Linked DNA regions of Homo sapiens: regions 1 and 2 are each linked to region 3. Evidence: chromatin contacts called from ENCODE Hi-C or POLR2A ChIA-PET data. All regions are on one chromosome and are shown on one strand. Each heading gives the region's core, a stretch centred on a gene start or an enhancer-like site at or near the end of the contact. The rest is flanking DNA. Distances are from core to core; before and after follow the strand shown. Region 1 holds the start of PNPO (pyridoxamine 5'-phosphate oxidase). Region 2 has its middle 3.2 kb from the start of MYL4. Region 3 overlaps KPNB1 (karyopherin subunit beta 1).

Region 1 (4,540 bases), core at 1-2,500, 280 kb before region 3:
CCAAGTAGCTGGAATTACAGGCACGCTCCAACATGCTCGACTAATTTTAATTTTTTGTAGAGACAGGGTCTCACTATGTTGCCCAGGCTGGAAAAACTGCATTTTAAACAAGCGTTTCTAGAAATGCCCACATGCAACCAGATTTGGCAACCAGGGCCCTGGACCCCAATTCCTAAAAGGTTCTCTTGGTTCCCCTCCTGAGGAGCGAAAAGGAAAAGAACTTCCCAGTGGTCAGCAGAAAGTACTGAAGGCAGTAAGCTAAGAGCTTTCTCCTCCCCTCCTCCCCGAGCTAGTCCCCTTCCCCCATATTCCACTTACTTTTTTGTCAAACAGTTTGTAAGCTGTTTGTCACTGTACCCACCTAAAGAGGGGCCCATGACCATGCCCACCTGGCACAAGGAGGTTTGGGTGACCCCCAAATCTCCTTGCCCCAGGGGGTGGCCCCAGAAGCCCTGAGGGGCTGTTTCCTCCTACTCCCCTCCCCCCAGTAGATGACTCCGAGGACCCCTCTTCCCCCGCCCTTGAGGGAGGCCCAGCACAGTCCTGACATCCATCACATGAAACCCCGATTCATTCATCACTAGCTGTGGGACTGAGCAAGTTATTTGACCTTGCTACCTGTCGAGTAGCAGGGTTCTAAGCACTTTACAAACATCTTAGACCATAACATCCCCGTGAGGCAGATACTATCACTTCCCAGATGAGGAAACTGAGGCCCAGATACATTAAACATTCCAACCCAGGCAGGCTCCAAAGTTCGAGCTCTTACCCATTACGAAAGGCTGCCTTTTGAACCCATCTTCATTTGCGTTTCCCCGGAACTCCTCCCCTGGTGGGATGTCTTTGAAGCCCCCTTTTCCCACGGGGGGTGATCCTCAAACCTCCTTGCCCCACCGGGTGGCCCCAGAAGCCCCGAGGGGCTCCTACTACTCCCCTCCCCGCTGTAGATGACTCCGGGGACCCCTTTTCCCCCGCCCCTGCAGGAGGCCTGGCCCTAGCGGCGGCACCTCTCGGTCCCCGCGGTAACTCTTGCGCATGGGTCCCAGGTCCATGGCAGCACTGCGACCACACAGGTGACTGAGGTAGCCTGGCCACTCGGCAGGTCGCCCGAACGTCGCCGTGACGCCCCGCAGCCAGCACGTCATGGGGGGCCGCCGGCCACGTGACCCGGCTGTGGCCCGGCACTGGGTTCCTTTGAGTTCGGAACCAATTTCTCACCCTGGACTTCTACCCCGGGGAAGGAAGGATTTGCCAGTCGCCCAACCAAGCTAACAGGTCCTAAGTCCTCGGAGCCAATGAGTTTCCAGGATCGGAGGAGGGAGACAGACACGGAGAGGTCATTGGTTGGAGCTTTTCGGTAACGAGGCCAATTAGAGCGAGAACAGAGGAACCCAGCGGCCAATGGGTAGCGCCTTTGGGGGCGGGAGCAGAGAGACAAGGAAATGCTGTCACCGCGGTTAACACGCACGTGGAGGTTGGTTAAAGGTATAGGAGGATCTCTTGCAGCTCAGGCGGGGCGGAGGATGTGTCCCGGGGGCTTGAGGGGAGTAGTCAGTATTAAGTGGCTGGCCCATAGTAGGTGCCTGTAGGTGAGCTTAGGGCAGGAAGTACCCCCTGGGAAGGGAGACTAGTGGAATGGGAAAAGAAAAATGGAAAATGGAATTAGGGGCCAGACTCTGAGGCAAGGTGATGGGGACACATAGAGAAAAGGGTAATCTGGTTGTGGGGAGAAATTAGGGCATGAGAGTGGGAGAGGTTGAAATGACTTGTGGACCATGCCCCGAGTGGGGAGGTGCAGTGGGGTGAGGAAGAGACGGTGAGGTGAGAAGGAAGATGGCTGAATGGGAAGGGGGAAGAAGGAAATTTGGGACCAAGGTATCCCAGACCAGAGTGGTTTTCCTCTTCTAGTTTTGGTTTTGTTTTGTTTTGTTTGAGACGGAGACTAGCTCTGTCGCTCAGGTTGGAGTGCAGTGGCGCGATCTCGGCTCACTGCAACCTCCACCTCCCGGGTTCAAGCAATTCTCTGCCTCAGCCTCCCGGGTAGCTGGGATTACAGGCGCCCGCCACCACGCCCGGCTAAGTTTTGTATTTTTAGTAGAGACGGTGTTTCACCATGTTGGCCAGGCTAGTCTCAAACTCCTGATCTCAAGTGATCTACCCGCCTTGGCCTCCCAAAGTGCCGGGATTATAGGCGTGAGCCACCGCGCCCGCCACCTCTTCTAGTTTTAAACCCCTTCCCTCCAGCCTCATTTATTTAAGCAAGGGTCAGAGCATTTTACTCCCTTTGCTCATGGTTTCCCCTGCCATGGTGCACTGGAGTTCATAGGAGCCAGTGTCCTGGTAGATAGCAAGGCTGCCAATGTCCCATTTCTCCAGGGTCTCCCCAATCTTTGTCAAGCTTCCCTTTTTCCACATTTTGCCCATGCTAGGTAGTAGGAGTCTAGCCCCTAGGTCAATGCAAGCAATTGCCAACTGAGAGTACACTGAGCAGGTGGCTGTGCATAGCCTTTCCAGGCTGTGGATGCAAGGCTGAAAAATGGGAAACCCACTCATGCCCAGTCCAATTCTGAGCTGGCTGGGGCGGCCTTGGGTCGAGACCTCTCTGTAGCCCTGCTTTCCACCAGCATCAGGAAGGGGAACTGCAAGAGCCATCTAGGCAGGCACCCAGGACTGTGCCAGGTAAGGGGAACTTCCTGGCCTGGCCAGGTGTCTGCATTACAGCTGAGCTTCATGAAGCCCTACATTAGATACCTGTCATCCTTTATGTGTACATAGCTTGAGCCAGATAGAATCTGGAAGACAATTTTGCTGCAAAGAAATAATACATGTCTCAAGGCTTAATGATATTGGTCTATGGATTCTCCACTGGTTGGATTTTTTTGTGCTGCCATCATTTTCCTCCATCAGCATAATTGAGAGAAAGTTGAGTAGATTTACTTTCCTGTTGAAGTTGTCTTTCTTTTTTTTTTTTTTTTTTTTTTTTTTTGAGATGGAGTCTTGCTCTGTCGCCCAGGCTGGAGTGCAGTGGCGCAATCTCGTCTCACTGAAAGCTCTGCCTCCCGGGTTCACGCCATTCTCCTGCCTCAGCCTCCCAAGTGGCTAGGACTACAGGCGCCCGCCACCACGCCCAGCTAATTTTTTGTATTTTTAGTAGAGATGGGGTTTCACCACGTTAACCAGGATGGTCTCGATCTCCTGACCTTGTGATCCGCCTGCCTCAGCCTCCCAAATGCTGGCATTACAAGCGTGAGCCACCGCACCTGGCCGAAGTTGTCTTTCTGTATAAGAACATTGCTGTACTCCTGCCCTCCTAAGCCCCTGCAGTTGAACCTGTGTAAGCAGTAGTGAGTGCACTTCAACTCAGATGGGTTTGGTTCATGGGTTTTTTTTTTTTTTTTTTTTGAGACAGAGTCTCCCTCTGTCACTCAGGCTGGAGTGCAGTGGCGCAATCTTGGCTCACTGCAACCTCTGCCTCCTGGGTTCAAGCCATTCTCCTGCCTCAGTCTCCCAAGTAGCTGGGATTACAGGCGTGTGCCACCACACCTGGCTAATTTTTTGTAATTTTAGTAGAGATGGGGTTTCGCCATGTTGGCCAGGCTGGTATGGAACTCCTGACCTCAAGTGATCCACCCACTTCGGCCTCCCAAAGTGCTGGGATTACAGACGTGAGCCACCGTGCCTGGCCATGGGGTTTTTCTTCACACTCAGCACTCCTGGGCTGCTGCTACCCTGGACCTGGATTCTAGGACACCAAGACTAAGATCATCTATGTACTTAAAAGCCAACAGCTCAGTATAGTGGAAGTAGATACATATTTATGTATTAATTCAGTAGACATTTGTTAAATACTTCCTTTGGACCGGGCACTGAACCAGGTCTGAGAATATTGAGATGAAGATGACAACCCGGGCTTGTAGTCTATAGGGGGAGGCAGATTTGTGAGCTTAAGAGTTGTTGCAGATTTTTTTTTTTTTTTTTTTTTGAGACAGAGTCTCACCCTTTCACCCAGTCTGGAGTGCAGTGGCACAATGTTGGCTCACTGCAACCTCCGCCTCCTGGGTTCAAGAGATTCTCTTGCCTCAGCCTCCTGAGATATTTTAACGGGTGTTTCTGTACAGTAAAGAGGAGCAAAAAGAAGAGGATCAAACAGTCAGGAAAGGCTTTGTAAAGGGAGTGGACATTTGATGTCTTAATGAGTAAGTTTTCGCTAGATGGACAATGGAACAGGCGTCCCAGCAAGAGGGAACATTGTGAGTAAAGGCATGGTGCACTTGGGGGAACCTGGAGACATGTAATACTGCTGGAGCAAAGGTGATGAGAAAACAAGCTGAACAAGCAGGCAGGGATAGGTGCTCCTTGCTGCAGAGTCATCATGCAGGTGCCCAGGGTCAGGCTTTTAGACACAATGATTCTGATATTTTATCCTGTGATATTTTTTAGCCTGTGAACCAGTGTCTAGTTCCTGCTTTTTAAAGACCAGATGGGGAGAAAAAGTGCTAGATTCTGACAGCGTCTCCTTCCCTTGGCGATTAGCAAAGAA
Region 2 (4,854 bases), core at 2,327-4,826, 460 kb after region 3:
ACCTCTAACTCATTCTGTGCTCTGTGTGTGTGTGTGTGTGTGTGTGTGTGTGTGTGTGTGTAGTGCTTACTACTATCAGTACCAGGAACTGTTAAGTGCTATTCATATAAAATCTCATTAAATCTTCACCATGATCCTATAAGGTAGATACTATTTTGTTTGTTTGTTTGTTTTAACAGAAACAAGGTATCGCTCTGTTGCTCAGGTTGCAGTGCAGTGGTGCAATCACAGCTCACTGCAGCCTCGTCTTTCCTGGCTCAAGCGATTCTCCCACCTCAGCCTTCCGAGTAGCTGGGACTACAGGTGCACACCAGCACACTTGGCTAATTTTGGGGGAGTTTTTTTGTTTTTTGTTTTTCAGTAGAGATGAGGTCTTGCTAAATTGCCCAGGTTGGTCTTGAACTCCTGAGCTCAAGGGATCCACTAGCCTCGGTCTTCCAAAGGGCTGGGATTATAGGCATAAGCCGCCACGCCAGGCCAGGTAGATACTATTATTATTTTCACTTTACACATGGGGAGATTGAGACTAAAACTGGATGAACAACTTGGCCAAGGTCACTCAAATAATTAGCTATAAGCTGGGATTAGATGTAGATATGTCTGAGTCTAAAGCCTATGCTTGAATAATGTATATGATAATCCAGTTGTCGGGGAGAGACATACAAGTTTCTGCATTTATTGGAGGAGTCAGGATGGATACACGCTGAACTGTTAACAGAGACACCTCTGGGGACCTAGGGGGTAAGGGTGGGAGGATAACAGCAATTTGCAGTTTTTTACTTTTTTCACTTCCTGTATTAATGGAAATTTTTATAACGAGCATTTACTGTTTATGTAAAAAAAACTTTGAAAGTCAACAAAATAATTCAGAAAAATAACAACAAAAAAGCTTATGTATCCACTACACAAAACTGCTTTGTGCTGAATCTTTAGACTCTACAGTTCAGAGGAAAAGAGGAATAAAGCTGAGAGAGGCAAAAAAATCACTTCGCCTTTCTAGGCCCAGTTTCCTCACCTGTAAAGCAAGATTGCTAGACTACAGAATCCTGGTTGCTGTTAGCTCCTAAGCCTGCAATTCTGGGTGCCCTGGAGCCCACATCTGCCCATTTCCCAGCTCTCTAACTACAGGTTCCATGCCCCAGATCATTGCCTTCAGAGCCAGAAGGACCCTTAGAGATCATCTGGCCCCATGCTGTTTTACAGGCAAGGAATCTAAGGTCCAGGGAAACGTTGAAGTTGCCTCAAGACATTCAGCTACTTATAGGCAGAGCTGGGCCAACTAATTCTGTTTCCTGGGGTGCAGTGCTCTCTGTAGCACACTGCTCTTCACTGCTCCTCCTGTAGCCTATACACGCTCACTGGTGGTGACAGAGAAGCCCTCAAAGGAAACGGGCAGGAAAAAGGGCCAGGACTTGCTCAAGGGAATACTAGAACGAGACCAGGGCCCAGATTCTAGCCCAGCCCTGGTCCTGAGCTGGGATGGTGGCTCCTTTGCTCTGTGCACCTCACCTCCTCCCCTCATCTTCTGCCTCACCTCTCTTCCTTGCCGGCTACCAAACTTGATTCCTTGTACCTTCGCTCGCACTCTTCTATAATCCCTGTCAGTCCTCTCCTTGACCTACCCCATTCCCCACAGGGGTTGGGAGTTCAGGTTGTTGGTGACGAGGAAAGAGAAAAAGTGGAAGCCCAGGCCCTCCTCCTTCTCCACCTCCACCTGCATCCCTTCCTGGACTGCATCCTGCGGAGTTTGTGCAAAAATATACAAACTGGGATTTCTGTAAAGAGCTGCAGGATAGAAGCTGGGAGACCCAGGCACTAGTCCTGACTCTGCCAGCCACTTCCTCTCTCTGGGCCTCAGCTTGCTTATTTTAAAAGGAAAAACAATCAGGAGACTTTCAAACCATGTTCAACAGAATCCTGAGACTAGCAATCTTGCTATCTTGCTTTATAGGGTGACATGCTTCTGGCTGCAGGGTACATAGAAAGGCCAGACCTTGGAGCTCCTTCCACCACCATCACTTCAGTCACCACCACTCCTGTGTTTTACATACTGGAGCTCCCAGTATGTAAAACAGTATCATTTTCTAATGGTTCCATGGCTTAAAATTTTTTTAAATAATCACTGAATGACACATGCCCCCTTCCAGTTAAAACACACACGCACACACAACAAGTTAGTATTATGTTATTGTTGTAGTTATTCTACAAAGACGTATGATCCTCAGAAGAAAAAGCTGGAAGGTTGTTCTTTCCTTTTCTTCTTTTCCTTTTTTCCCCCACCCCACTCCCCTTTCTTTTCTAAATTCTAAGAAGCAAAATATCAGGTCTGCATGGGAACAGAGCTATGAGGTTAGAAAGCTGGGAAAGCCGAATGGGGCTCCGGAGACATCCAAAATCACGCAAATACTGTGGACTCTGGAGGTAGACAGTGATGGGTCTGAAGCCTGGTTTTGCCACTTTCTAATCTAGGCCTTAGTAGCCTCAGGACCTTTGAGGATAAACATTTCCTTTTCAAATTGTCATGAGATTTGTATGAAATAATGTTAAGTAAGGCACTGCAAACAACCTCTGCCATGTAGGAAACATTCGAAGATGTTCATTTCACTTTCCTTTGCCAAGCAGGTTGAAGCTAGAGGTGCATTCAGGCTTCCCAGATTTGGAACTTCCAGAGAGAGGTCCACATGAGAAAGGGACAAGGTAAGGTGACAGTGGCTAAAGGGATTTTAAGGTGTGGGATTAGGAATGAGGAAGAGGTGGAAAGGAATGGAAGCGGGGGGAAGGGCAGCAGCTGGGAACTCATGGTGTAAAATATTTGTGGCTCAGAAAGCATGTGGCAAGTCTCTAGGGCCAGGCAGCCTGTCTGACGGAGAACACTCAGAGAAGGCATGCCCAACCACCTGAAACCTTAGGCACAGGAGCCCCAGCAGGGGAGGAGACGCTCCTCAAATCAGTTTCGGATTCGTTTTCAGCAGCCCCAGTGAAAAAAGTGCCTGGCACTTCAGAAACAACTGGAGGAGAGCTGTGGTTTCAGGGAAAGAGCCATGCATGAAGAAGCAACATATCAACCCCTGGCCTTGTTTTTACTAAAATTCATGACGCCACGCTTCATTAGAGCCCAGTAACTGGAGTCCGAGCTTCCATCGTCTTATGGTCTTCATTCTGTTTCATGGCCAGTAACTTTCACCTTCAAATCTTACCAATCGAGAGCATCCTTCCCAGGGCCTATGACACAGACTTGCCCTACAATATGTGTTGGCCCATCAGAGCCAAGGAAAGAAGGAGATGTAGTAGTGTGAAGAGGCAAGTATGGCAGTGGGTACTGGCAGCCAAACAACTTTCTCTGGGAAGCATCTGGTGGTTTCTGAGCCAGAGTTGCTGAGGCTCACCCAAATGCTCCCATGAGGGACTTCCAATTCAGCAGATTGAAAACACAAGACAGAATTTAGCACCAACCGGTTTACATCAGATGTCAAATTCGGACACAAATGCACAAAGGAGAAGTGACATCAGCCCTCATTTGGGCTGAGCTCGCAAACACTCACTCCTCCTCCTCCCTTCATCTCTAACCACACAGAGCCTGTCTGTGTCCTGCTCAGAGAGGTCCATTAGAGTCTCCTGCCTGGGATCAAATGCTGCTGACAGCTAGCCTGGCTGTTAATGCCTTGTTCCTGTCACCCTCTCTCTCTCTTCTCTGACCAATGTCTCATAAGCCTGGACATCACAGGGCAATGCCCTGGCCAACACTTTGTCAATCGTCCCCATAGAGAGTACTGGGTAATTTGGGTTTCACTGCAAGGCAGAGGTTAAGAAGGCTGACTCATGAATCAGACTGCCTGGTTTAGAGTCCTGGCTTAGTTAGTTAACTTTTTTTTTTTTTTTTCGAGACAGGGTCTCACTTTGTCACTCAGGCTGGAGTGCAGTGGTGAAACATAGTTCATTGCAGCCTCCATTTCCCTGGTTCAAGTGATTCTCCCGCCTCAGTCTCCCAAGTAGCTGGGACTACAGGTGCACCCTACCACACCTGGCTACTTTTTAACTTCTTCATGCCTCAGTTTTCTCATCTGTAAAATGTGGCTGTTATAACTACAAGGTAGTTGTGAAGATTAAATGAGTTAATACAGGTGGCACATGTAGAATAAAGTGTCTAGCACAAAGCAACTACTCAAGATCTTTAAGCTTGGATCCTGATGGAACTACTGTGACCATGGCTCCCTATCCCAAGATCACCCGCAGAAGAGTTACAAAGAGAAAATATCAAGAAATGAAGAAAAACTCGAGAAACCCCTTGGGTGAAGGAGAGGACCTTGTTTTGAATTGGTGTGTGTGGTAGAAGGGTGGCTTTGATTAGAGGCAGGAAGTGGCCAGGCACAGCTGTGGAATGATTAAAAAAAGAAAAGGAGCTCTCAGGGTTCTGATCTCCCTTTTCCTCCACCACTGTCTTATGACAAACGGTGCTACTCCCTCACTCGCCATGACTCAAACTGTGGTCCGGGTGTTGGTAAGAGTAACAGCAAAGCACTGGAGATGCACTGTGCTTGTGATCAAAACAGGTAAGGGGGCAACCCAACTTTAGACAAATGTTCCCCCTCCTTAGCCCTCTAAATTTCCAGGGCATGTGAACTATACTCTAAGAAGTGTTTTGGCCACAGACACGGTGGCTCATGCCTGTACTCCTAAGGCTGCTTTTCCCTGATGGGAGGGCAAAGGGTGAAGCCCTGACATGGAGAGTTATTTTATGAGTCTGAGCATGACACACTTGGGAGTTTGGGAGCCAAGCATTCTCGGTTTTAGGGCTCATTCACCCCCAGCCTTCAACCTCTAAGCTCAATGGCACTAGTATGCATTGTTGGACAG
Region 3 (4,308 bases), core at 105-2,604:
GTGAGCCACCACACTGGCACCTTAAACCTTTTTTAAGAGGATGGCAACTTCCATGACAATTCTTCCCTCTTCTCTAATGTTTTTATTAATTATCATTATTATTTTTTGAGATGGAGTCTGTTTGCAGTGGCATGATCTTGGCTCACTGCAACCTCCACCTCCCAGGTTCAAGCGATTCTTGTACCTCAGCCTCCCCAGCAGCTGGGACTACAGGCACGTGCCACCACACCCAGCTAATTTTTTTTTATTTTTAGTAGAGACAGGGTTTCACCATGTTGGCCAGACTGGTATGAAACTCCTAACCTCAGGTGAACTGCCTGCCATGGCCTCCCTAAGTGCTGGGATTACAGGTGTGAGCCACCATGCCCAGCCAGAATATTAATTATTAGTAACAATATTAATCAAACCTTATTGCTGAAGTCAACTGATTCCCAGTATTTCAAACTTATATTAGATTTGACATTTCCTAAGAAAGATGTAAGACAGATTTTTCATATAACCTCACACTTACCCTCGTATCTGGACACTGTGTGGCTTCACAGACCACCTGCATAATAAAGTGCCTTTCAGACTGTAGGAGGAATAAAAATAAAGAGAATTAGGAGAGCATAACCTGTACGTAGGAAGATTTCCAGACTCCCTCTACAAGGAAAACCTCTCACTCCCCCTCAGGGCCCCACACAGCCCTGCCTGGTACAATCAAGCCACTCTCCCTTGAGATGGTACAGCACTATAAAGGCTATAAAGAGTTTACCTTCGGTGTCTGCTATGTGACTTGCCCTCCAATGAGGTCCCTAATCTTTTAATCTCCAAAATGACCACTAACAAAGACTTCAGGGAGGAAACAGAAAAATGTAGGTCACAAGTTTTAAATAAAAATGGTTAAAAGATAAAAATTTACATGTAGGAAAATCAGTTTCCTTATATAAGAGAATTCAAAACATCTGCTTTATTTCAGAGACCAAATTTGTTTTCTGAGAGGTAGCAAATTCACATCAAATGTGGTGAGAAAAGGGAGAATGAACTTTATGTGCTACCCTCCTAAATCTTCCAAAATCTATTAAGGAAAAATCCAGTTTTCTAATCAATTAGAATTGCCATTTGCTCTGGGGTTTCAGACCTTTCCAAAGTCAAGAAATGGTAAAAACCCAGCTGAAGTGTCAACAAACATATATACAGAAATACTTTCAGACCATGACCCTGGCAATTTTACTTGTCGGTATTTACCCTAAAGAACTGAAAGCAGAGTCTCAAAGATACACATGCATGCCCATGTTCATAGCAGCATTACCCACAATAGCCAAAAGGTGGATGCAAACCAAATGGCCATGGATGGAAGACTAGATAAACAAAATGTGGCATATACATATAATGGAATATTAATCACCCTTAAAAAGCCAATTTTGACAAATGCTACCCCTTAGATGAATCTCGAGGACATCATACTAAGTAAAACAAACCAGTCGCAAAAAGACAAATATGATTCCACTTACGTAAGGTATTTCGTTAGAGTAGTAAAATACATAGAAACTGAAAGTAAAATGGTCGTTACCAGTGGCTGAGAAAGGGGGAAATGAGGAGTTGTTGTTCAGTATGTACAGTTTCAGTTTTGCAAGATGAAAAAGTTCTGGAGATTGTTTCCACAGCAATGTGAATCTACTTAACTAACTATACATTTAAAAATGATTTAAGATGGTAAATTTTATGTTATTCATTGCATTTTCAGCCAAAATGTTTACATATATATTATACATACACATACATATACATATATATATATTTTTTTTTTTTGGAGACAGAGTCTTGCACTGTTGCCCAGGCTGAAGTACAGTGGTGAAATCTTGAGCCTTGAACTCCCAGGCTCAAGTGATCCTCCCACCTCAGCTTCCCAAGTAGCTGGGATTACAGGCATGTGCCAAAGCACCTGGCTATATATCCTGTTTCTTAAAAACACCTTCCTAAGGTGGTATGAAACAGACCAATTGCTATAATTTTTATTTATTTCATTTTTCATTATTTTTTTTCCATTATAAGCCCTGTAAACACAAGAGCTCACAAAACTGGTTAACAACTCAGTTGTTCTTCTCCACAGAAATTTTTTTAGAGACAGGGTTTTGTTACGTTGCACAGGCTAGTCTCAAACTCCTGGCTTCAAGTGATCCTCTTGCCTTGGTGGCCCAAAGTGTTGGGATTACTGGATGTGAGCCCCAGCACCCGGCCTCCACAAAATCTTTAGTACAAGGCAAAAGATTCACACAATCTTAAAAGAAACCAAAGTAAACCAACATATATAGTACATACCATAATTTCTTTCTTTTATTTTTTTTATTTTTTATTTTTTTTGAGACAGTCTTGCTCTGTCGCCCAGGCTGGAATACAGTGCTGCAATCTCGGCTCACTGCAACCTCTGCCTCCCAGGTTCAAGTGATTCTCCTGCCTCAGCCTCCTGAGTAGCTGGGATTACAGGCGCACGCCACCACACCCGGCTAATTTTTTTGTATTTTTAGTAGAGATGGGGTTTCACCATGTTCGTCAGGCTGGTCTCAAACTCCTGACCTGATGATCCACCCGCCTCAGCCTCCCAAAGTGCTGGGATTACAGGCTTAAGCCACATCGCCCAGCCTATTCCTTTCTTTTTTTTAAGGGACGATATCTGACTTTGTTGCCCAGGCTGGCCTTGAATAACTGGACTCAAGCAATCCTCCCGCCTTAGCCTCTGAAGTAGCTGGAGTACCAGTATGCACCACCATGCCCTATAATTTAAAAAAACCCAACAACATTCCACACTTTGGACTGCAAAAGGAAAAACCTAAGCTTAGAAACACTTTATTTCCAAAAGCATGATGAGAAACGGCAAACACTCCATGGGGATATCTCACACAATACGAACTCGACTAAACTGGAAACAAATACTTTTAAGTAGGTGGTACTTTCTAAACCATAAACTTAAGAAAACAAAACAAAAAACTTTCATTCAACTCTTTCATCCCTTACTGTCTGAATCTATACCTTATTGTCAAAAAACTTACCTCTTTATCAAAGTTTGCTTTGGTGAACTCCAATGAGTTCAGGAGTGCATTCGTAGCAGCTAGCTTCACATTATTACTAGGCTCTTCTTTCCTCATCCCCTGGATTATGGCAGTCAGAATCTCATTGGATTTATCTTGTAGCTGCTCTGGGTCCTGTAACAAGCAGAGAAGTGCAATGAATATACAGTCAGCCCTCTGCAGCCATGGGTTCCACATCTGTGGATTCAAACAACTATGGATTGAAAATATTTAGAGGAAAAAAAATGGATGGTTGCATCTGTACTGCACCAAAAGGTGCATGTACACCTTTTTTTCTTGTCATCATTCCCTTAATACAGTATACCAACTATTAATATAGCATTTACATTGAATTAGGTATTGTAAGTATTCTAGAGATGATTTAAAGTATATGGGAGGATGTGCATAGGTTATATGCAAATACTACACCATTTTATGTAACAGACTTGAACATCTGAGGATTTTGGTACCTGAGGAGGGTGCTGGAATCAATCCCCTCCAAAAGACTGCCATAAGGAGCTTCACGACAGAAGCAGTCCTTCTTCTGTTCTTAAGAGACAGGGTCTGTATTGCCCAGACTAAAGTGCAGTGGCTATTCACAGGCACTACCACAATGCACTGAACCCTCAAATTCCTGGGTTCAAGTGATCCTCCCACCTCAGCTTCCCAAGCAGCTGGGACTACAGGTGTAAGCCACTGTGCCTGGCTTAATTGGCAGTCCTTTTAACTGTAAAGTTCACTCAAGAAAGTATCATGAATTGGTGATCTTTCCCCACCCGTTTCCATTTGGGAATAACACTGCAAACCACCTGCAAAATGTCTCATGGTACTGGCAATCCAGAACTGAACAAAACCAAGTCAAACTCATCAACTTCATCTTTGACTTCTTAGCATAATGACTCTGGGTATGAGGTAATATTCGCTTTCCTCCCCACTTCTGTGCAAATGGAGATGGCAGTCTGTTCGTATTTTCCAGGCCATCTGTACTCTAAAGTAAAGCTTCAGGGCATTTAAGGGCCAAGGCCAAGGATCGACACCTAGGCACATCTAGGGAGTCTAAGTCTGGGTCAAGTGCTGTGGGCTCCTTTGCTTCATAAAGTCTATATATTAAAATACACACCAAGAGTGGTAACCTCATCAGGAACAACAGTGCTGGGGGGGCTACATCTAAAATACTGTGTCTCCAGTGGCTAAACCAACTACATCAAATGTTGGCAAAACTTTCCGTAATGTTGTAAATGAAAATGCGCCACAACATTCA

Evidence for each region. Hi-C counts contacts between places; a loop is a spot of excess contacts on that map. ChIA-PET counts read pairs that join two places held with the same protein, here RNA polymerase II (POLR2A). Pooled maps may share reads with other maps.
Region 1: a loop to region 3 is called in a pooled map, with 3 times the contacts of the local background. The contact joins the promoter of PNPO here to the enhancer-like site in region 3. A Hi-C loop is called at or near these places in 1 of 50 pooled maps. POLR2A ChIA-PET finds 5 or more read pairs at or near these places in 3 of 52 experiments (Caco-2, MCF 10A and activated B cell).
Region 2: a loop to region 3 is called in a pooled map, with 4 times the contacts of the local background. The contact joins two enhancer-like sites. A Hi-C loop is called at or near these places in 2 of 50 pooled maps. POLR2A ChIA-PET finds 5 or more read pairs at or near these places in 4 of 52 experiments (AG04450, B cell, CD4-positive, alpha-beta T cell and 1 more).

Annotation. Positions count from the first base shown.
Region 1 is chr17:47,938,281-47,942,820 of GRCh38, reverse strand. It overlaps PNPO (pyridoxamine 5'-phosphate oxidase), which reads right to left and starts at 1,250. Exons shown (of 7, transcript NM_018129.4): 1 at 1,008-1,250. The coding sequence starts at 1,145. SP2-AS1 (SP2 antisense RNA 1) reads left to right here and starts at 1,417. Exons shown (of 3, transcript NR_103857.1): 1 at 1,417-1,474. RefSeq lists an enhancer at 1,204-1,498.
Region 2 is chr17:47,203,758-47,208,611 of GRCh38, reverse strand. It overlaps a transcript of MYL4 not described here. Among named protein-coding and RNA genes, the nearest start is that of MYL4, 3.2 kb to the left of the region's middle. RefSeq lists enhancers at 2,961-3,060, 3,851-3,900, 3,911-4,000, 4,181-4,230. Within about 2 kb of position 3,576, at least 30 of the 41 ENCODE cell types and tissues checked have a DNase peak (open chromatin) inside an H3K27ac peak, as active enhancers do; they include B cell and CD4-positive, alpha-beta T cell, where a contact is called at or near this core.
Region 3 is chr17:47,657,382-47,661,689 of GRCh38, reverse strand. It overlaps KPNB1 (karyopherin subunit beta 1), which reads right to left. Exons shown (of 22, transcript NM_002265.6): 5 at 3,030-3,182; 6 at 512-571. Among named protein-coding and RNA genes, the nearest start is that of KPNB1, 9.6 kb to the right of the region's middle. RefSeq lists an enhancer at 1,383-1,532. Within about 2 kb of position 1,354, at least 7 of the 41 ENCODE cell types and tissues checked have a DNase peak (open chromatin) inside an H3K27ac peak, as active enhancers do; they include B cell and CD4-positive, alpha-beta T cell, where a contact is called at or near this core.